Linked DNA regions of Homo sapiens: regions 1 and 2 are each linked to region 3. The links are chromatin loops, found by intact Hi-C in ENCODE. Cell type or tissue: dorsolateral prefrontal cortex. All regions are shown on one strand.

Evidence for each region. Peaks named below come from ENCODE experiments on the same cell type or tissue, not always from the same donor. Only the 100,000 strongest peaks of a DNase experiment are listed, where the experiment ranks them.
Region 1: a loop joins it to region 3, with 2.5 times the contacts of the local background. A loop is called at or near these places in 34 of 110 quality-filtered maps.
Region 2: it touches region 3 in a loop (5-fold over the local background); 16 of 110 quality-filtered maps call a loop at or near these places.

The regions. Positions count from the first base shown.
Region 1 is chr12:98,721,601-98,729,600 of GRCh38, forward strand. APAF1 (apoptotic peptidase activating factor 1) reads left to right here. Exons shown (of 27, transcript NM_181861.2): 23 at 1,593-1,712; 24 at 2,039-2,164; 25 at 3,815-3,940; 26 at 5,573-5,716. Among named protein-coding and RNA genes, the nearest start is that of APAF1, 80 kb to the left of the region's middle. In dorsolateral prefrontal cortex, CTCF peaks have their summits at 4,417 and 4,624; DNase peaks (open chromatin) are centred at 3,991 and 4,452; H3K4me3 peaks cover 977 bases; H3K27ac peaks cover 3,971 bases.
Region 2 is chr12:98,420,651-98,428,650 of GRCh38, forward strand. No RefSeq gene overlaps it. Among named protein-coding and RNA genes, the nearest start is that of TRD-GTC1-1, 79 kb to the right of the region's middle. In dorsolateral prefrontal cortex, CTCF peaks have their summits at 4,369 (motif pointing right) and 4,579; a DNase peak (open chromatin) is centred at 4,331.
Region 3 is chr12:98,995,185-99,003,184 of GRCh38, forward strand. The region is part of intron 17 of ANKS1B (ankyrin repeat and sterile alpha motif domain containing 1B); the gene reads right to left. Among named protein-coding and RNA genes, the nearest start is that of APAF1, 350 kb to the left of the region's middle. In dorsolateral prefrontal cortex, CTCF peaks have their summits at 3,718 (motif pointing left) and 3,928; no DNase peak of the experiment used is centred here; H3K4me3 peaks cover 475 bases; H3K27ac peaks cover 1,921 bases.

The DNA.
Region 1 (8,000 bases), 270 kb before region 3:
TCTTAAAATATGAAAATTACTAATTCATTCTCTTTAGAATTACTCTCACTTCCAGTTCGTCTTCTAAAGTTCTCTTGCTTGCATACAAGACCCCATGCTCCTGATATCCTGCTTCTGTGAATGAGCATTCTGAGGCAGAAGATGAGAGATCTGAAAGCCAGGGCTTGTTGGGGAGGACGACTGCTAAATGTGGTGGAAAAAGAAGTAAAAAAAAGGGGAATAAGAGATGTCATTTATTTTAAGATTTTGCCTAGGTCTGATTAAAGATATTTCTGCTGTTTAGCATTGGCCAATAAAAAGCTAGACTCAGAATGTTACTCATGTGCATACCTGTAGTTGTGGCTGCTTTTTCTTTATCTTTTTATTCTTTTGGAGCTGGCCTGTTTTCCCATACCTCAGAATTTTAGCTTCATCAGGCCCACGGGGCTGTTTCTTTGGATACCTTCCCAACCTTTTTTCTCTTCTGTTTCTTCTGCGTCTCCTATGCTCTAGTCAGATGGACTCATGAGCAGGTCCCTTTTCACGTTTCCCTGCTCCTATACTTTAACTCCAACATTTATTCCCTTTGAAGAACCCTTCTCAGTTTGTGAATCACACTTTAAACCCATTCCTCAAGCCTACTTTGAATGTGCTATCTCCAAATTTTCTCTAAGGAATTACTTTTTTTGAGTTTCACAGAACTTTTATCTCTATCATTGTATCTTCTATTGTAGGACTTTTTGGGTTTGTTGTTGTATTTCTCATTTTCTTTGCTAAACTCTTAAGTTTCTTTATGCTAGATCCTTGTTTGATTCCTATTTGCCTTGCATATAGGTACTAAATAGACATTTATTAAATAAGTTAATTTGAAGTCAAGTATTAATAAAGCTCTAAATACAGTTGCTTTTAGTAATTAAGAAATGTCCTTTACATAGACATAGCATAAAAATAAACTTCTGTGTACCTCTGTGTCTCAGATACGTTTGTATGCATATTTTGTGCTAGTTACTCATGTTATTTCATTCCCCCCACCCCTTTCCTTATGTCTGAGGAGCTCCTCCTGAAGCTCCACATGAAAAACAATGCCTTCTCACTTCCGTCATTTTGAGGATTGCGATGGGGGATAGCTGAGATATTTGAAGCTTGGGAACTCTTGTGTTTTGGTTTGAAGCTGCTTTGATCAACTGGCCTTCCCAGGCCAGCTTCAGTGGGGCCAGGATCTGTAGACTTCCCCAGCTTGTAGGTTCAGAAATCTGTGACTATGTAATTAGGATAATTTTCTCAGGAAAATTTAATCAGATGGTGAGCTCACTGGCATATTGTGTGTTTTTTTTTTTCTATCTTCTGGTATAATTAACTGTTCTCCAAGCAACTGAAGAAAACAAATTTTATTTAGGAGGAAAAGTATTTTATTTTGCCCCTAGTCAATTTACATAACCGCAGCTTCTGTCTGTAAAATGTGGACACCACAGTCTTCTCTCTTATTCCTCTCTGTTTTACTGAAATGCCATGTGAGTAAAAGACTTTAGACAAGAGAATGTACACTCTCTCCACCCCTCCAATGAGATAGGATCGGGGGAGGATTATAACAGACTTATTTCTTTGATATTCAGGTATGGAATTGGCAATTGGACAAATGTATCTTTCTACGAGGCCATCAGGAAACAGTGAAAGACTTTAGACTCTTGAAAAATTCAAGACTGCTTTCTTGGTCATTTGATGGAACAGTGAAGGTAATTTAAAGTATAAATTTGTTTTTTGAAAAAGTATTCTCATATTGCAATGATTATATTGAGACAGTCAAAAGCCACTGTGAGGCTAATTACTTACTTAAAAATTTTTAATTTTTCTCATGCTTGTTTTCTGTTAATTGCAGTCACCTACATCTGCTGTGTTTAATGAGCATTTATACTGTTAGTCACATTTAAAGTAAAGGGGTCAGAACAGCCAGTGTATTAAAACTCTTGTTTTATAGACCTGTCTTGTAGCTGATTATGCTTTTTAATATAAAATGTTCTTAAAAGTGTCAACCTCCAAGTGTTTTTTTTTTTTTTTTAAGGTATGGAATATTATTACTGGAAATAAAGAAAAAGACTTTGTCTGTCACCAGGGTACAGTACTTTCTTGTGACATTTCTCACGATGCTACCAAGTTTTCATCTACCTCTGCTGACAAGACTGCAAAGGTAGGTCAATCAATTGAAACCATGCATAAAACTTTGGTAGTGGTTATGTATAATGAGTTCAAATAATATATGCAAAAGGACATAACAGTTGCTCTCTACATGTCTGTTTCATATTTTGTGATCTTTTGGAGGATGCCCATTGGCATTTAGTTGGTATCAAATGAATGAAATGAAATACATTGAGGACTTCTGATTTCTCCCTTATGGATTACTTTTTGTCTATAACTAATCAAATGCAACCTCTACTGCATATTGTAGGCAATAAAAATCATTGAAAAGCATTTACATTTAATTATACACTGACAATACAATTTTAATATAATTAATGTAATATAATTGACGTGTGTCTAAAATCACATTCTGGTGAATGATGCTGCTTGGTGGGGGACCTCAAGTACTCTCTTCTCTCCTTTTTTCTCCTTCTACCAGTCTTTCCAAACTATAAACCTTGGAATTGTCAGGGCTGTATCCTGTCTTTTGTGCTCTGTTGATGACTCTTTAGTGCATCTTAGAGTTATCTTCTCCTCTTTGTCACCACCCTGAAGAGCATGCTTTCCTCCTCCTCCACTGGTGAACTGTCCCAGCATCCTGCCTCTGGTCTGCACCTCTTCCACTTTATCTTCCATACCACTGCCTGTGTCCCTTGTTGAAACACCTATTACCTAACGGTTTATAGGCCAACCACTTAGCTCCTCACCATCTTTTTCTGCTATATTGTTTCCTCTGTGCCAGCCTACTTTCCAACTTCATCTTTTTGTGCATGCTGCTAACTTTGGTTTGATAAACCTTCTACTCTTTTACCTTGAAGCATTATGACTCATCTTTCTAGACCTAGATTTGATGGCAGCTCTTCTGAAGCGTTTCCTGACCCTCAAGCAAGGTTAGCTGCTCTACCTCCAGTGTTTCTATTACATTTTATTCATTTGTTAGAACATTTACTTCATACAACTGTTCACTAACTGTTCGTGAGCCTGTCTTTGTGATTAAACTATAAACTTTTCAAGGATAGTGACTGTAGCTAGTTTATCTTCTTGTACCACTAGTTCTTAGCTCACAGCGCTTGGAACTTGGTAGTTTTCAGTATGTGGTTGCTAAATGATGTTGACAAAACCATGAGACAATATTGAAAGAAAAAAAAAATAGCATTTGGCTGCCAAGAAGTAGGCTAGTATAGTGACTAACATTTAAAGATTACTTGTCACATGCTAGTAATTTCACTCTCTATAATCTCATTTAATCTTCACATCATAGGTACAATTGTCCTCATTTTACAGATGCCGTGTCTGAAGCTATAGAAGCTTATATGAGTTGTCCTAGTCACAAGAATCTAGTGAACAGTGGAGCTAGCACTCACATTCAGGTCTGCTTCACTCCACAGACTGCTCTTAGCTGATTCAGTGTTCTTCTGTCTAGGTCTAAATTAAGGAAGGAGTGACATTGATCCTTGAGCTGAATTTAACTTGAGTAAATAAAGGGAAACTCAGAAAAATTAACAAGGTTGCATGCTGGAACTTGGGCATCTCATGACAGTTTATGAATTGCCAGATATTAGAATGTCCATGTGATTGAATTTATGGCTGAATAGCAATCAAGGCAGATGCTTATTTTGAGTGTTTATAGCATTGCTAAACAATCCTAATTGCCTTCCAGATCTGGAGTTTTGATCTCCTTTTGCCACTTCATGAATTGAGGGGCCACAACGGCTGTGTGCGCTGCTCTGCCTTCTCTGTGGACAGTACCCTGCTGGCAACGGGAGATGACAATGGAGAAATCAGGGTAGGCTGTTTGCTGACATGAGAGCACTGCTCTTCTTGTAGCTTGGGCTAGCACTGTTCACAGTGGGGACCTTTGTTCACGGGCCAGGGAAGCATAGTCCTGAAGTTGTGGTTGGATGAGGCATTCTTTTTGTTTCTTGTGCACATTGTATTCACAGCTGCACTCCACTGCAGAAACGGATTCATTTTAGAGTTAGAGTGAAGCATTCCCTGTATATGTGAGGAAGCAAGTGCTCTAGTCATTTGTAGTTCATTCTCTGCCATTAGCTTGAGAATGATTCATCTTAATTCTTGGACTTGAACCAAAGGTTTTTGGTAGCAGAATTTGAGGAAAATAATTTTGTAAATTATGGTCTGGATTATAAATGAATTGCAAATTCTGCTTTTTCTGTGCTGAAAGAAAAGATCTCTTTAGCACTATACCCATTTGATAGCCATTTCCAGTGTGGTTTGTTGCAGTCCTCTGTGGACTGCCTGCCTGTTAAACAGTGCAGAGGTTCACATTTCCGTCATTGTGGGGCAGCGAAGGGCTCCTAATTGAGTCACAGTCTGCATGCTAGGCCAGTTTTTATTACCCTGCAGTGCTTAAGATATACATACAAACCATGCCAATTTTATTTAGAAAACAATCTATTTTTTTTAGATATATAATTTTGACTTTTAGAAAACAATCTTTTTAGGAGGCTTAGAATGTTGTTCTCTGTGTCTGTGGAAATATAGTACCATATGGAAAGAATTGCATGCTGAAAGATTAGAAATTATGGAAAAGGAGTCAGTTGACCTAGTTGTGTCAGAAGAATTGGGGAGCCGATTGGAAAAGTTTGGGTATTGGGATGACTACTTTGGTAACCAGTGTAGATGAGGAAGATGGGGTTTTCCCCCTTTCATTACAAAGGAGGATCTAAAACTCCAGGAACAGGTATATAGTGCAGAAGACTAGGAGAGTATACAGTTTGCAGGAACAGAGGTGTTATCAGATGGGCTTTCCAGGGAAATTAAGATTCTTCTTCTTGAGGACTAAGTAACCAACCTTCTCTCTACCAGTCACATAAATGTGTGTCAGCTGAAGTGGCAGGGCTGCTTTGGAAATGTTCATTTTGCTCTGAGTTCGCGTCTTTGGATGAAAGTGCTCCTTTCCCAGTTATGAGGCGGTGTTTCATTTTTCAACCACTGCAGGAAAAAGTTGTCTCCATTAAAATTGTGTTATTTTAAAAATTTTTGTTGGTACATTAAAAAAATTTTTTTCTCCCTGATTATTCAGAATATAGGAAAGTTACTGATTTTTGTTTGTATATGTACTACCTTACTGAACTGTTTCTAATGAGTTTTTCCATTCGGTTCTCTTGGATTTTCTAGGGAGAGATTTACAAATGATTGTTTAATTTTCTTTTACCATTTATGCCTCTGTTTCTTTTTCTTATTCTGGTGTACCTTTATTTGAAAAATTAGAGCACTGCTTATATATTAAATGCCACTGGAAATAAATGGCAATATTAGTATCTGTGTTAGGGTTGTTTATAATAAAGTCTAGTAAAATAATTTTAGAATACATATATATGGACATATATATGTTTTAAAACCAGAGAAGCTTCTGGATAACTCTGTTAATGAATTGTGTATCATGTTTATGTAGATATGGAATGTCTCAAACGGTGAGCTTCTTCATTTGTGTGCTCCGCTTTCAGAAGAAGGAGCTGCTACCCATGGAGGCTGGGTGACTGACCTTTGCTTTTCTCCAGATGGCAAAATGCTTATCTCTGCTGGAGGATATATTAAGGTAAGAGTTCCCCAAGAACTGTGAAAGAAAATAATAGCCTATATCATACTTTCCAAGCTATTTTCACTTCCTGTTTCTCAGTTGGGCCTTTTACAACCCAGCAGAGTAAAAAGGCTGCTACTCCGGAGGCTAAGGTGGGAGGATCGCTGGAGTCTGTGAGGTCAAGGCTGCTTTGAGCCATGCTTGCGCCACTTCACTCCACCCTGGGTGACAGAGCGACATCCTGTCTCAAAAAAAAAAAAAAAAATCTGGCAGTAAAATGAGTTTAGTAACTAAAGAAAAGAACAGAAAAAAATATTGAAAACAAAAAAGAACCAGAAAAAACTTTAAAAAATAATTAAAAGCCAGGCACGGTGGCTCACGCCTGTAATCCTAGCACTTTGGGAGGCCAAGGTGGGCGGATCACCTGAGGTCAGGAGTTTGAGACCAGCCTGGCCAACATGGCGAAACCCTGTCTCTACTAAAAATACAAAAAATAGCCGGGCGTGGTGGCATATGCCTGTAATCCCAGCTACTTGGGAGGCTGAGGCAGGAGAATCGCTTGAACCCGGGAGGTGAAGGTTGCAGTGAGCCGAGATCACACCATTGCACTGCAGCCTAGGCAACAAGAGCAAAACTCTGTCTCAAAAAAGAAAATAAATAAATAAATAAATTAATTAATTAATTAATTAAAAAAATAAATAAAAAGGAAAAGAAAAAAAAAGGCAGTTACTATTATCCCCATTTTGTAGTGATGAAACTGAGATCCACAAGACTGCTTTCCTCAGATCTTGGGGAAGCTTTGGTGACAGTGGCAGGGATGCCCTCAATCCAGAGCTGTCATACTGCCTCATACTAAACTTGGGGCATTAGAATGACTAGCAAGTTGGGTGTTTAACTTAGTTCTGTTTTCCATGTCATTCACAATTAACTATGTTGGTTGAAAATCTTTAAAAAAACATATTTTTGAAATTTCTTCAGTAATAATAATAGCAGCAGTATATGGCTTTATAGTTTACAAAACGCTTCACTCCCCTCATCTTACTAGCCAGCTTTTTGAGGCTTAAATTTCATTCTTGGTTTACAGATGAGGAAAATGATTTTCTATGGAGGTTATAACTTTCCTAAAGTTACATAATTAGTGCCGGGTGTGGTGACTCACACCTGTAATCCCAGCACTTTGGGAGGCCAAGGCGGGCAGATCACTTGAGGTCAGAAGTTGAAGACCAGCCTGGCCAACATGGCAAAACGCCATCTCTGCTAAAAAATACAAAAATTAGCTGGGTTTTGTGGCGGGCACCTGTAGTCCCAGCTACTTGGGAGGCTGAGAGGTGAGACTCACTTGAACCCCGGGGGAGCAGAAGTTGCAGTCAGCTAAGGTCACACCACTGTACTCCAGCCTGGGCAACAGAGCGAGACTATCTCAAAAACAAACAAACAAAAAAACCAAAAATAAAGTTACATAATTAGTAAATAGAAAAGCCAGGACTCAAACCCAGGTCTCTGCCTCTGCTTTCTCTAGCTAATTGGCTTTTTAAAACTTACTAGTGATTGAGGCCGCAATTTGAATGTGTTGTGGTGCTTCAGGGTCATATTTTTGGTGTTTTTTTGATGTATCTTTTATCTATCCACTCAAAAAGACTGTGTTGAATGTCCAGTGTGTGCTAAGCTACTGCTCTGTGGCACAATGTTTATGGCTTGGTTCCTGCCTTTCAGCAGCTTACAGTCTATGGGGGAAGCAGGTGGTAAACCAATAAAGTCCCTAAAGTTTAGAAGGGGTCTGGGACATGCTTTCATGAGGGAGGTGGAAGCACAAAGGAGAGGAGTGACCAGACCAACCTCAGAGAGTTAGCAGAGGCTTCACCTGGAGGGGAATGCTTGAAGTGAGTCTTTTGAATAGCAGTTTACTTGTAAAAGTGGTAGAAGATGATACTCTATATCAGCGGTCCCCAGCCTTTTTGGCACTAGGGACTGGTTTCCTTGGAAGACAATTTTTCCACAGATGGGGTGGTGGTAGGAAGTGGGGAGCGGGGAATGGTTTCAGGATTAAACTGTTCCACCTCAGATCATCAGCATTAGATTCTCGTAAGGAGTGCACAAGCTAGATCCCTCGCATGTGCAGTTCACAGCAGGGCTCTTGCTCCTGTGAGAAACTAATGCCACCACTGATCTCTCAGGAGACAAAGCTCAGGTGGTAATGTTCACTCACCAGCCGCTCACCTTCTGCTCTGCGGATGGGTTCCTAAAAGGCCACAGACCAGTACCGGTCCATGGCCCAGGGACTGGGGACTCCTCTATATTGGGC
Region 2 (8,000 bases), 570 kb before region 3:
CTGCCTCCGAGATGGAGAAGCTGGCCTCTATTACAACTCACTCCTCCCTTCGTCAGACACTGCAGCTGTGCCAATCATTGGCACACGGGCAAGGTGTGGACATTAATAGAGTGGCTGATGGCAGCCATATGGACTGTTTGGAATGATGCCAGAGAGATATCAAAAATTGTGAGTAAATGGCAATCATATTCTGATTTGGTGCAGGTACTCTGGGAGATGGGCAGGTGACAGGCTATGTTTTATCTGAATATCCAGGGGCCAGAACGTTTTACCTCCCACATGAGGGATCTTGTGCTGGGCTCAGCGCCCCCGAGTGCTTTTGGCTAGAGTGCTTTTAGCACCCCCATATATGGGGCACCGCATATATGAAGTGACTACTGGCTGAGGTAGTAGACACAACACAGAGAAGCTCCCCACCTGGCTCTCAGCTACTATTGTTTGTGTAGGGTATAAATGTAACGCTGACCCTGTGAGGGGCTGCTGAATTGGCTTGTAGGCGATTGGCCCATTTGGGGCTAAGCGATGTGGCAAGACCTCTGGGAAATAGGTCATCAGAAATAGGTAACTATTATGTGTCAGGTCATGTGCCTTTGGCCACCCCCTGTAATGTTGAGGCGGATGCCTTAGCCAAGGTCTGATGGTTAGAGTCGGCACCTACACAAGATGTAGCTTTGTGGCTACACAGGAAACTGGGACAGTTTCTGAACTGATGTACTGAACTGATGTAACAGGTCAGTAGGTACTGGGGTCTGTCTTTGCCTTCGCAGGACACTTTGGAGGCCTGCCGGAAGTGCCAGGCATGCGCCCAGGCATACCCCAGACGGAGACAGCTGCCCACTGTAACACAGCGAGTGACGGTAGGATGGATGCCCTTGACCAGATGGCAAATAGATTACATTGGGCCACTTCCAAAAGCGCAGGGCTACACATATGCACTGACGGCTGTAGACACAGCCTCTGGCTTGTTGTTTGCCTACCCTTGCAGGGTGGCTAACCAGCAACACACCATTTGAACCCTGCAATACTTATGTGCTCTATATGGCCAACCCCTGGCTGTTGAAAGTGATAGGGGAACACGTTTCACTGGACAGCAGGTATAACAGTGGGCACTACAGATGGACATATGATGGGGGTTTCATGTTCCTTATAACCCACAAGCCACTGATTGAGCGATATAATGGACTCTTGAAGAACGGGTTACGGTAGCATGTTACTCCCCCATCTTTGCGGGGCTGGAGTTCAAGGTTGGACCTGGTGCTTCAAATTTTGAATGAGTTGCCACAGAAAGGCGGCCCAGCCCTGGTGGAGGCACTGTTACACCAGGCCGCCATGCCCGTCCATCTATACACATCTAGGATGACCTCCTCCGGCCAAGTATGGGGACAAATAGTAATCTATTGTTGCCTGCCCCAGTGCTCCTGAAGACAGGGGAACAGAAATCCTGGTGTCAGCCATGGAACCTCCAAGCCCTTAGGGGAGGGCCTGCGGTATGACTTACATGTTACTCCTTGGGTATTTAATGTGTATGTAGCCTCTACGATTGACCGTCATAGGGGAACAGCCAGGGAAGGGACCCTCCTTGGGGGGATATATGTACTGTCTGTGTGGCCTGTTGTGAGCTCTCCTGTGACTTTGGCACAAGTACAAGACCCAAAAGAACCACGGGGAGCCGAGAAGGTGTGGTTTCATCACCCAGGGCAGAAGCCCTTGGTGGCTGCATCGTTATCCAGAGATGAAAAGTTAGCCTGTATGTTGCCTGAGGGACGTGACTTGCCCTGTTAGTTCCTGTGCCTGTTTTGTCATTCCAGTGGTAGATTGGCGGCTCCAACAGCATCGTAGACTGGGCCCACACCTACGCCGAGGTGACCAATGTCTCCAACTGTTGGATCTGCACCGCCCTTCCAGCAGCAGCTGCAGACAGCTGGCCCTGGCATGTGCATCCAGCTTCTGTGAAGAACCGGACATAGCTAGAGACTTGAGGTCCCACAGACAATGCGTGGGATGCAACACAGTGGGCTTTGGATGGGGGCATGGCAAACCCCATGGCGAGCCTGCCCCCTGGCTGACTCGCAGTGTCCATGATGAATGGGGCTGGTTAATGGGAAACACATAGTGCCCCCATTGCAGGTACCATGATGTATAGAGAAGCACTGGGGTAATGTCACTGTAGGATGGTTGCCTGCTGAGGTTTGTGCAAATAAAACATGTGTCACCACACCAAGGGTGTGGAGGAACAAGCGACCTTACCAAGGCCGGGCCCCCATGGACTTTGTGCCCCCTGGGAATTTATGGGTCTGTGGGGACACAGGATGGCCAAATCTGCCAGCCAATTGGACTGGACGTTGTACCTGGGGGTGGCCTTATGTGCCTGCCATCATGCTTCCCACATTGCCTAGTTGCCCACATAATTGGGAGGCACTGCATTCCCACTTTTTCTGAGTGCAGGGCACCCCCTGGTGGTTTTATCCCTTAGCAATACGTATCCCTGGAGCAGGTGTCATTACTTTGGAAAAGCAGGTTACAGCCTTTGCAGAGCACACAGCTGGGGCCCTAAATTACACCCAAGTTGCTCTCCTTTTGTTAACTAATGAAGTTGACCAGGTCAGGAAGGTGGTGCTGCAAAACACGATGGCCTTAGACATAGCCTTAGACATGCAAGGACATAGGTGGCCCCTGTGCCTTGTAGGGACACAATGTTGTACATTTATCCCTGAAAACCACTGGAATGTAACGGCAGCTTTGCAAGGGGTGTCATAGGAGATTAAGGCAATTGAGCACCTTACTGATGACCCCCTACAGAGATGGTGGGCGTCTTTTGGGCTCTGGCCTATGTTGGGCTCTCATAATCATAAGTAGCATAGCAGGATATTCCTGGTAGGTTGTTGCTCTCTGTGTGGTTGCTGTGGCCTATGGGTCCAGGGTACTGCCATATGTGCACAGGTCCCCACCAAGAGGATCCCCTTGGCCTAGAGGATGGAGTGTAAGGAACATGGCTGTGCTGTAGCCAAGCAGGCATAGGGCAGCAGGCATAGGCCAAGGTAAACAGCCTAAATGACTCAGAGGGATTGGGGTGCACGCGCACACTCCCATGTCTCATACAATCATAGCCATGTAGACACAACATAGAGAAGCTCCCCACCTGGCTCTCAGTCACTAATGTCTGTGTAGGTATAAATGTAACACTGACCCTGTGAGGGGCTGCTGAATAAAGCCATGTCTCATCTACCTGCTGTTTCTTGAGTGTTCTTCCACTTTCCTGCCCACATCCGCCCATACCCCTCAGCCCTCAGCTGGCGCTGGAACCTGGCCCTGAGCATGACAGAGAGGCTGAGGCAGGAGGATTACTTTAACCCAGGAGATGGAGACCAGCCTGCGCAATATAGTGAGACCCTGCCTCTATAAATAATAAAAAAAAATTAGCCAGGCATGGTGGCACATACCTGTGGTCCCAGCTATTCAAGAGGCTGAGGTAGAACAATTGCTTGAGTCCAGGAGTCCAAGGCTGCAGTGAGCCGTGGACATGCCATTGCACTGCAGCCTGGGCAACAGAGTGAGACCCTGTCTCAAAAAGAAAGAGACAAGTTGAGAATTAAAAAGGAAAATTACATCTCACATTTAAGAATGATTGAAAAGAGGTTACATTTATAAAGTTAATTGATAGAGTCAAGTAGGAGTTGTGAATTTGCAGCATGAAGAGATAAAATTGTCAAGGCAATATTCCAAGTACTTATGTATCTTTGTTAAGCAAAGATACATTTACTTATCACTACTCAAGTCATAATTACACAACTCAAGTACATTATCATCTCTATCTAGAGCTTTGTCCAGGGAAAAAGAGATTCTCAGAAAACAGGACTCACCTGTGCTTCACCACATCTTGACAACATTATTATTTTACCCACACAGGGGTTAATATGTGTTCTGGAAACTGACCATATTCTTTATAAGTAATCCACAAAAAACTGAGACAAGGAAGGTTCAGAAATATATTTCTGAATATTGCCCTTCCCATATGGCCCTGCTTCGGTTCATATAACTCCATGTTATATGTTTCCAGCAGAATCTTTTGTTTTAAGACCTTCCACTGCAACAAGGCAATTTATAGACAAGCCTGTCTGTGAACAGGTGACGGGCTGGACACGGACTAGCCATATAGCATGAAACCCTTCTGCAACACTAACCACCTCACGTATAATGGAATTTGGCTTTGGCAGTTAAATCTTGGACTCATTCCAGAAGATTTAGTTCAGGAAATACCACAGGTTCTCACGACCGTGCAGCAGCTTCACTTTTAAGGCCAGACGGGGTTTAGTGTCAGGAATGCAGACACCGGGTGTCAGAAAATTTCCAGACGGCCACCAGATGGCCTCACTGTTCAGAACCACATTATACTGTATGTTTAAGTTACAGTTTTAGTCCTTGAAGCCAGATGATGGGCCCAGATGTATATTTTAAAGGTTGCTATTAAAATCATAATCATCAAGTGACAGATTTTTTTGTTATTCACTAGGTTTTTAACCTAGTTTACCAATAACAATGCGGGTGTCTAATTTCTAGAATCTCCAGGGGAAGGAAATAGAATATTACACATTTTTTACTCTAATCTTAGAGCCAAAGTATTTCCTGTACAATGTTATATACTTTTGTTGAGTTTCCTTGGAATCTGGATGACATTATTGACCATAGTGATCAACCTACTATTTAATGAGTGTATTTTTTAAAAAGTGATATGCTGAAAGTCCTTTAAACATATTATAAATTGTTTCTGCAAAAGGTTGCAATTAGTTTTAGACTAACAGACAAGATGAGAATATCCATCACCTGTACTTCATCATCATTCAGTATATCAATTTTTTTTTTTTTTTTTTGAGATGGAGTCTCACTCTGTCACCCAGGCTGGAGGGCAGTGGCACGATACTGACTCACTACAACCTCTGCCTCCTAGGTTCAAGCGACTCTCCTGCCTCAGCCTCTGAAGTAGCTGAGATTACAGGCACCTGCCACCGCACCCAGCTAAGTTTTCTATTTTCAGTAGAGACGGGGTTTCACCATGTTGACCAGGCTGGTCTCGAACTCCTGACCTCAGGTGATCCGCCTACCTTGGCCTCCCAAAATGCTGGGATTACAAGCTTGAGCCACTGCGCCTGCCCCAGTATATCATTTTTTTTAATATTTATTTTGTGTACAATATTCCCTAGGGTTTGGGTGAAATCTCATATCACATGCTATGAGCTAGGGAATCAGCTTAATTGGAAAAAGAAGAAATTTTCAAGGCCAGGTTCAGCTTGACAAAAGCCCCCCGCAGTTGCTCCTGTAATCTATAAAGAGGCATATCAGGGATGTTGGCTGGCTCTTCCTCCTTCTATGATAAGCATGAGAGAACAGCCTTATCAGTATACCAAGCAGTGTGGTTTAGGGTTGCCTGCTATTTACAAGAGTTATTTAGAATGCCAGACACTCAGCACCTAGGGACTCTGGAGCCTGTAGGATGTTTCAGCCCATTGCCAACATGTCCTCGGCAGGGAATGAAAGCACCAGTTACATGAGAAGACGAGCTTGGGCACTGCCCCTCCAACTGAGAGAAGGGCAAGACCCCGAGTCCTAATTACCCTTTGGCCAGGCCACCCAGATAAGCTCACTGGGTTATGTGGGACAATTATACTCCCTGCATAAAATTTAGCCATTTGATTAAGCAAAAAGCAGAAATAAACATTTTTACTTTTATTTCTTTGATTACTAACTTATATGTGCTTTTTTACATTTTTATTGACCAGTTGTATTCTTTCAGTGATAGATTTATACACTTTGCCCACTTTTCTTTGGAGATATTAATATTTTACTCTTTAATTCATAAAATAATTATTATATAGAATGTCTTTTAATCCAATAAGATCACCATGTAGTTTTTCTTGTTAGATCTATTGATAACATATTTTGCATTAATACAGAGAATATTTGTTGATTGTTTCCTCAGTATCCACACTCGCCCCTTCCCTGTAGTATCCTAATGCTTGTTTGGGGATCCAAGTGGTACCAGAAAAGCTGATTAGACCCCCAACTCCAGGTGGGACATAGACCTTGACCAACCAAGTCATGGCCCTCACCAACACGGTTGGTATAAGGGTGAGCATGTGACCCAAATCATTCTAATCAGGGGAAAACTCAAGATTCTTGCTATAAATGCTGACACAGAGAGACAATCCCTACTTCTTGCTAAATAAAAATATTGAAGCACACAACCTCAGAAGCCACTGGCAGCCAACCTGGGGACTCGGTTTAGGATGAAAGTCATAGCAAAGAAGACAGGGCAGATAATAAATAGTTTTTGGCATAATATTATGGAGCTACCAGATCAAGCCTCACCTGAGGGGACCCTACTAATGGATATTTTAGTTCCATGAAGCCAAGAAGATATACTGAGCAGTACACACTGGAATAGCCATCCCTGTCATCCATGGGTGACATCATTCTTTTTTTTTTTTTAATTTTATTTTAAGTTCGGGGGTACATGTGCAGGATGTGCAGGTTTGATACACAGGTAAATGTGTGCCATCCCCTAGGTATTAAGCCCGTCATGCATTAGCTATGTTTCCTGATGCCCTTCTCTCACCCCTCCCCCTCCCCCGACAGGCCCCAGTGTGTGTTGTTCCCCTCCCTGTGTCCATGTATTCTCATTGTTCAGCTCCCATTTATAAGTGAGAACATGCAGTATTTGGTTTTCTATTCCTGCATTAGTTTGCTGAGGATAATGGCTTCCAGCTTCATCCACGTCCCTGCAAAGGACATAATCTCGTTCCTTTTTATGGATGCATAGTATTCCATGGTACACATGTACCACATTTTCTTTATCCAGTCTATCACTGATGGGCATTTGGGTTGATTCCATATCTTTGCTATTGTGAATAGTGCTGCAATGAACATACATGTGCATGTATCTTTATAACAGAATGATTTATATTCACATCATTCTTATTACTCAGATGCCTACTCTAATTGGTTAATACCTATGCTGTAGTGGCTGTTAAATATTTTTAATATCATCCTTATATGTACCAGGAATTATCCTTTATTATTAAGCTAGTTTGAGTAAGGTTTGGCTTTTGGGTTTTGTTGTGTTTTTTTCTTTTTCATCTACAGCATATTCAGTAGTACCTCTAAGACACCGATTTTTTCAAAGTTTAATAGAAGCTTTCATTAGGCTGGGGCTGGTGGCTCACACTTGTAATCCCAGCACTTGGGGAGGCTGAAGTGAGAGAATTGCTTGAGGCCAGGAATTCAAGACAAGCCTGGGCAACATAGTAAGACCCCATCTCTACAAAAAAATTTCAAAATTATCCAGGTGTGGTACTGTGCACCTGTAGTCCTAGCTACTTCGGAGGCTGAAGGAGGAGAATCACTTGAACCCAAGAGTTGGAGGTTACAGAGGGCTATGATTGTGCCACTGCACTACAGCCTGGGCAACAGAGTGAGAGCTTGCCTCAAAAAATAAAAATAATAACAATAGCAGCCGGGCGCGGTGGCTCACGCCTGTAATCCTAACACTTTGGGAGGCCAAGGCGGGTGGATCACGAGGTCAGGAGTTCAAGACCAGCCTGGCCAATATGGTGAAACTCCGTCTGTACTAAAAATACAAAAACTAGCCAGGCGATGTGGCACATGCTTGTAATCCCAGCTACTTGGGAGGTTGAGGCAGAAGAATCGCTTGAACCTGGGAGGTGGAGGTTGCAGTGAGCCGAGATCATGCCACTGCACTCCAGCCTGGGTGACCAAGTGAGACTCCGTCTCAAAAAAAGAATAATAATAGTAACAATAGCTAACATTTTTACTGAGTAATTACCATGTGTCTAGACACTATTCTAAGTTTTATAGATGTTAACACCCCTAAAACTATTACCATCCCCGTTTTAGAGATAAGAAAATTAAGGCACAGAGAGGTTAAATAATTTGTTCAAAGCTTAACATCTAGAAGAGCTGGGATTTGAACTCAAGAATTCTGGCTC
Region 3 (8,000 bases):
GACATATATTGAGTCTTACCATGTACCAGACTGTTTTAAACATATGCCCTGTATTAACATATTTAATTATTACAAGCAACCTATGGAATACTATTATTGCCCTAATTTTAAAAATATGGAAGCTGGCCAGGCATGGTGGTTCACGCCTGTAATCCCAGCACTTTGGGAGGCCAAGGCAGATGGATCACCTGAGGTCAGGAGTTCAAGACCAGCCTAGCCAACATGGTGAAACCCCATCTCTACTAAAAAAAATTTAAAAAATTAAAAAAAAGAGAGTAAACTCTGTGTAAGAACGCTAAATGACTTGTCAAAGGTTCTACGGCAATTAAGTAGCAGAATTGGAATGAAACCCAGGTTCTCAGGCTCTGGAACTTTTGATTAGCAGGCCAGTGGTTCTCAATGGGTGGACTCTAGTTTCTGGCTAAGATGGAGTAAGAGGAAAAGATTTACCATCCAATGTAGAACAACTAAAAAATGTATCTAAATATGTAAAACAATGGATTGTAAGACATTGGACTTCATGGAATGAAAGGCAGTGATCCCTGCGAGGAACCATATAGTTGCCCCACTTTATAATCGAGAGAAAGAGTTCCCAGGCTTGATGCTCAGGAAGGTGATACCTGACCCCTGCAGCCTGCAGTTGGAACACAGCACTGAGAGTCCAGGGAGACCAATGCAATCAGAGTACAGGGAAGAGGACAAGAGTACTCTGCACAGGGAGCGAGAAAGAGCTTCACAGACAGTCAGAGGGTTCCCTTGAATCATCAGAGGAAAACAGATTAGTATATACATGTGCAGAAACTAGCCATGGCTGGGGAAAGAACTACCGAAGGACTAGAGGGAACAATTGCTGGAACTCATCTGGGGCTGGAATAGTTCCTGTCCCCAAATCATAACTCATGGGACATTGGGTAGAATATTCAGAAGAATTTTGACTCGGTGGGGAAAAATTAGCCCTACACTAAATTATGCTAGTTCCACCTTACCAAGCTTAAAAGAAAGACCTGAAAGGGTCAAACTGTTTCCAAGTTGAAGAGGAAAGGGAATAAACATTCACGAATTACTGTCATCATCGTGAAGGGACTCTGGATGTGAATCAGTAGCTACACAAGAACCTTCAGTGTCTCTGAGCATGGGAAGATGAAAAGATTTGCTTTTCATGCAAGGAATTTAAATTTCCAATGTCATATATATGAGGACAAAATACATTAGTGTCTGAGTGTTCCCAGCACTTCTCCTCTTCACCCCACTGAAAAGAGTCTATCCACCCAGATTCTTCCCCTCCACAGCTCTTCAGAGAGGGTTCTGCTGGCCAGATTGGTTCAGAAAGAAGGTATTAAGAATTACCAGCTGGGTGTGGTGGCTCACACCTGTAATCCCAGCACTTTGGGAGGTCGAGGCAGGTGGATCACGAGGTCAGGAGATCCAGACCATCCTGGTTAACATGGTGAAACCCCATCTCTACTAGAAATACAAAAATTAGCTGGGCATGGTGGTGGGCGCCTGTAGTCCCAGCTACTTGGGAGGCTGAGGCAGGAGAATGGCATGAACCCGGGAGGCGGAGCTTGCAGTGAGCCAAGATCCCACCACTGCACTCCAGCCTGGGTGACAGAGCGAGACTCTATCTCAAAAAAAAAAAAAAAAAAAAAAAAAAAAAGAATTACCATGTGAATGATGAACACTTCCCAGTGTTTGTTGATAACTGAAGTAAAGACCTTGAGATAGTGTTGGAATTACTGTTTGGTTGCTGGGTAGTATTTGTTTACCTCTCACACTACTTTCAGATGGGCTATGTTAGTCATAGCTTTAACCAGATTATAGATTTACTGATTGGATAGATGTTTACTAAAAATTAAGTGAGCAAATGCAAGGACTAGAACAACATAGACAATATATTCTGATTTTTATTTAAAAGAAATATGCAAAAAACACTATAAAATTTTACCCCAAATATACCCATCAGTATACCAAAAGTGTACCATGTATGCTAACAGCCATATAAAATTACTAAAAGGATATATACCAAGCTATTGGTAAAAGGTTATCTCTTTCACTGGGGACCAGGATTGGGCAGGTAGAAGGCAGTAGGAACATAGCAAGGAGATCCTTTCACTTTGTATTCCGTATATTGATGAGTTGCTTGAGTTAAATAAAACAAGAATTATAATTTGTCATTAAAAAACTAAATATTAAAAATTACCATCTTCCCAGTGTTTGCAATTTTTTTTTTTTTTTTTTTGAGACAAGTCTTGCTGTCACCAGGCTGGAGTGCAGTGGCGTGATCTTGGCTCACTGCACTCTCTGCCTCCTGGGTTCAAGCGGTTCTCCTGCCTCAGCTTCCCAAGTAGCTGGGACTACAGGTGTGCCCAGTTAATTTTTTGTATTTTTAGTAGAGATGGGGTTTCACCATGTTGGCCAGGATGGTCTCGATCTCTTGACCTCGTGATCTGCCTGCCTCGGCCTCTCAAAGTGCTGGAATTACAGGCATGAGCCACCGCGCCTGGCCCAGGCTTCAAAATTTTTAAACATTTAACTGGAATAGTAAGTAACCAACAAGCACTTAGAAAGTGCCTAGTGTTTATGATTCCTGCCACCTCAGAGAGCTACATTTGTGTTCAATCTTCGGACACTTAAATGTTTTCAATGTATGTAAATAATTATTGTTAAGATTTTCCTAATTTCTTTGTTAAAATGGTTCATTTCAAGGTTCTTTAGAGCTTGCATTTATTTCATTTTTTGTCATGTTTCTTTTCTCTTAGAATAAAAACCAGCAGTCATTTTAATTACCCCTGATAATGTTCATGAATACTGCCTTGGCCTGTCTTCTGGTTTGGAACCTTTTCAAGGGCGAATGGATATTTGTCTGGTGTTCCATGTATAACCTGTCCTTGTGCCACTTTTCCAATGTGGCAGGAAGGGAACAACTGTCATCTGTTCTGAGAATTCAGCACTGTGTCTGGCACTGTGGGAATTTACCCAGACTGCTTTGGGGGAAGACATCTGACACTTCATGATAATTGTAATTAACCAGAAAGACACTGGAATTGGAGGATTTGAAGGGAAATATGACAAGGGATTAAGACTTTGAGATTACTTTTGGAGCCAGGGTGACTTAAGCACATTTAAAAAGTTAGGTTTACTTATATATTATTATTATATTCTAAACCATAAGACATTTTCTAATAAGGTTTCTAAGAGGAACATGTAAACCTGGATCAAATTTAAATAAGGTTACTGAAAATATTAATGAAACCAATGACTGAGCATTTTATAAATGAGAACTGTATTGCTTTAAGTTGGAGAAAAGCTGCAAGTAAGACAACATATTTCTTCATTTGAAAGCTTGTGTCCTTATATGAGGGACATTGACAAATGAGTGGTGATAAAATGGTGGTCTATGTGCCATAAGGGCTTAGGTACATAAATTAATGTTTTATTAACCATAAAAATAAGGTTAAAAGGTTGAAATGTAGCCTTCATGTGTCTATGTAAAAAAGAGGCAGAAAAAAATCCTCAGCACTCTAGAGAAGCTTAGTCTCTGAGCAATCACTGCATATACTAATATATTCACATATAATCTAGAATGAATGTTAAATAACAAAAATCATGTTCGTTTTTATATTTTGCTTTGCCTTTGGGATACGAAGTGATGGAACGAGCTCGTTAACACTGCTCATTTCTGGTTAGAAGAACACTAGAACCACCTAGTGGATTTTTCATTTATTGCATGATCCCTACACTTTACTATTGCTAAATTGTTAATTGCTGAGATAGGCCTTAAAGTAAAATCAGTGGTTATAATCTCTTTGTGGGTCATAATAGAAATAGTAATTGTTAATCTTCAGCAGACAAAGCTGTCCCTAAGTCCTTGAAGGGAAGTCCCTGCCCACCAAATACTTACCAACTAGCACACTGCTGCATCTAGAAAAGCACAGGCAGAGTTAAACATTTGGCTGCTGAGATACACCGTGCAACTGGAGCTTTAAATTTCCTGTGAAAGTCAGTGAGCAAGGTAAACTGCAGCAATTCATCTGCATTCATGGCAGAGTCAACTTTCGGTGAGCAAGACTAGGGAACTCTGCAGAGCACAGCCAAGGGGCTACATTAGCAGCTTGACCTTTGTATTCAATATAAATCTGTGGGCACACAAACTGGCGTTTCTAATCAATTTTGTTTTTGGAGCAAAGTAGCTTATGTGGTTACAGCGTGCCCTGGTCATTCTGTTTCCCATTGCTGAACCAACTGGGTCTCCGCATCTTGGTGGTGATGACAGATGTTACGTATATTACATTGGGATTTGGGTCAGATAAATAGCAAATATTCTGGGAAAGGATACTTTATGTTTTTGCAAAAGGTTATAAAATACCAAACTTTAGTAAACCCTGATTCTAGGCCAAAGGTTAACTCTTTATATCTATGATTTATTAGGTATCAAAAGAAAAAAGTCAGGATCTAAGGGGAATGGAAAAGTTTCTGCTATTCTAACCTAAGAGCTGGTTGTCTTCTCCTAGTAAACTAACTGTTCAGCAGATGGGATGCATCGGGCTACAAGGTTGGTGCTTTCCAGCCGGCACCGCGTGTGAAGGGCATGTGGTTGGGCTGGGCTCTCCAAGTCTGCATGGCTTGGGTTGACTATAACCAGGGGAAACACGCAGTGGCTACAACTGCTTCTCCTAACAATTCTCGTTTCATTCTCTTCTCCCACAGTGTGAAGGAGGCTAGGTGGATATTCTCTGGGGCTTGAAATTTCACACTGCAAATTTTACGAGAGTGATGATCTCTTCCTAACTCTTTAGAAGCCAAGATAGGAAAAATTTCAGTTTACAAGAATAAAGCCCAATCCCTCTTCTTATGTTGGAATGTCCAGTAAAATGCTAAGAAACGGGTGGGTAGAAGAAGAGGAAAGGAAGAAGAGAAACAGAGAGGAGAGTAAGGAAAAAATAGAAAAGGCAGAAAAAAATAATGTACATGAACAACAACAAAAATAGTGACAAACAGAATGGACTATAGAGATAGGGGAGGGTAGTGAAGGGCTTCAGAGAAGTCAGGTGAAGGGCCTTCTTTTCTTTTCTTTTTCTTTTTCCTTTTTTTTTTTTTTTTTTTGAGATGGAGTTTTGCTCTGTCATCCAGGCTGGAGTGCAGTGGCATAATCTCAGCTCACTGCAACCTCTCCCTCCGGGTTCAAGCAATTCTCTTGCCTCAGCCTCCTGAGTAGCTGGGATTACAGGTGCCCACCACCATGCCTGGCTAATTTTTGTACTTTTAGTAGAGACGGGGTTTCACCATGTTGGCCAGGCTGGTCTAGAACTCCTGGCCTCAAGTGATCCTCCTGCCTTGGCCTCCCAAAGTGCTGGGATTACAGGCATGAGCCACCGTGCTCGGCCAGGGCCTTCTTTTTTAAAGAAAATTTTATTATGCTGTGATAAGAACACAACATGAGGTCTACCCTCTTAAAAATTGTGTGCATAATACAATACTGTTAACTAGAGGCACAGGTTGTACAGCAGATCCCTAGAATTTATTCATCTTGCATAACTGAAACTTCACCCCTGTTGATTAGCAATTTCCCATCCTTGCACCCCAGTCCTTGGTAACCACCATTTATTCTACTCTCGCATTATGTGAAATGGACTATTCTAGATACCTCCTCAAAGTGCAATCTTGCAGTATTTGTTCTTCTGTGACTGGCTTATTTCACTTAGCATAATGTCATCAAGTTTCATTCCTATTATATATGTCAACATTTTCTTCTTTTTAAAGGCTGAGGCTGAGTAATATTCCGCTGTGTGTGTGTGTGTGTGCGCGCGTGCATGTGTGTGTGTATATAATATTCCAATTTACGTATTCATCCATTGATGAACATTTTGGTTATTTCCACATCTTGTTTTTTTTGAATAGTGCTGCAGTGAACAGTGGGATACTAATATTTCTGAGATCCTGATTTTAGTTTTTTGTGTTTATTTTTTTTGAGACAGGGTCTCGCTCTGTTGCCCGGGCTGGAGTGGTGGCGCCATCTCGGCTCACTGCTGCCTCAATCTCCTGGGCTCAAGTGATCTTCCCACGTCAGTCTCCTGAGTAGCTGGGAGTATAGACCACCATGCTCAGCTAATTTTTGTTTATTTTTTGTAGAGACGAGGTCTCACTATGTTGCCCAGGATGATCTCAAACTCTTAGACTGAAGCGATCCTCCTGTCTCAGCCTCCTAAAGTGCTGGGAATATAGGCATGAGCCACCATGCCAGGCCCCAGTTTCAGTTATTTTAGATAAATACCGAAAAGTGGGATTGTTGGATCATCTGGTAGTTCTATGTTTTCAATATTTTTAATTTTTCCCAGCTTTTTTGAGGTATAATTGACAAAAATTGTATATATTTGAGGTATACTATGTGATAATTTAAGTTGTGAAATGATTACCACAATCCAGTTAATTGACACATCTGTCATCTCACATAATTACCATTTGTGTGTGTGTGGTGAGAACATACAATATCTACTTTCTGAGCAAATTTCAAGCATGCAGTATGGTATTATTAACCGTAATTATCATGCTGTACTAATATTGGATCCCTAGAACTTAATTCATCTTACAACAGAAAGTTTACATCCTTTGCTCAACATCTATTTCTCCTACCTCTGGATCTCTGGTAACCAATTTCTACTCTCTGTTTCTAAGAGTTCAACTTTTTTAGATTTCACATATAAGTAGAATCAGACAGTATTTATCTTTCTTCATTTGGCTTATTTCTTTTAGCATGATGTCCTTCAGATTCATCCATGTTGTTGCAAATGGCAGGATTTTCTTCTTTTTTTAAAGACTGAATAAGATTTTCTTTTTATGCATACATATTGTCTTTATCCATTCACCTGTGATGGACACTTAGGTTGTTTCCATACCTTGACTATTACGAATAATGCTGCAATGACCATGGGGATACAGATATTTCTTCAAGATACTTATTTACTTTCCTTTGGATATAGACCCAGAAGTGGGATTGATTTTATTATATAGCAGTGTTGTTCTTCACTTTTTGAAGAACTGCCATACTATTTTCCATAGCAACAGCACCATTTTGCATTCCCACAAACAGTATGCAAGGGTTCCAATGTCTCCACAACTTCACCAACACTTTTCTCTTTTCCTCGGAGCTTTTTGTCTGTTAAACCCCAGCTTCCCCCAGCCTGAAGCATAGTTGACAAAGATTGTATATATTTACAGCGTACAACATGGTGTTTTGATATATGCATACATTGTAAAATGATTCAATCAAGCTAATTAACATAGCCGACACTTCATGTACTTATCTCTCTTTTTTTTTTTGTGATGAGAACATTGGCTTTTTGATAGCCATCCTAATAGATGTGAGGTGATATCTCATTGTGGTTTTGATTTACAGTTTCCTGATTAGGTGATGTTGAGCATCTTTTCACATTCATGTTGGCCATTTGTATGTCTTCTTTGGAAAAATGTCTTTTCAGGTCTTGAGCCCCGATTTAATTAGGTTATTAGTATTTTTGCTCTTGAGTTTTAAGAGTTCCTTGTATATTTCAGAAATTAACCCCTTCTCCATTACATAGTTTGCAAATGTTTTCTCCCATTCTATGGTAGTTTTTTTCATTCTGTTGTTTCCTTTGCTCACAGAAGCGTTTTAGTCTGATGTAGTCCCATTTGCGTATTTATGCTTTTGTCGCTGTGCTCTTGGTGTCATATCTATGAAATCCTTGCCAAGATCAATGTCATGAAGATTTTCCCTTATGCTTTCTCCCAGTGGTTTCACAGTTTCAAGTCTTACATTTAAGTTTTTAATCTACTTGGCATTGATTTTTGTGTACAGTGTAAGATATGGATCCAAATTCATTCTTTTGCAGTTGGAGAGCCAGTTTTCTCAACACTATTTGTTAAAGAAACCATCTTTTGCCCATTGTATATTCTTGGCACCCTTGTCAAAGATCAATTGATCATATATACGTGGGTCTATTTCTGGGCTCCTGATTCTGTTCTAT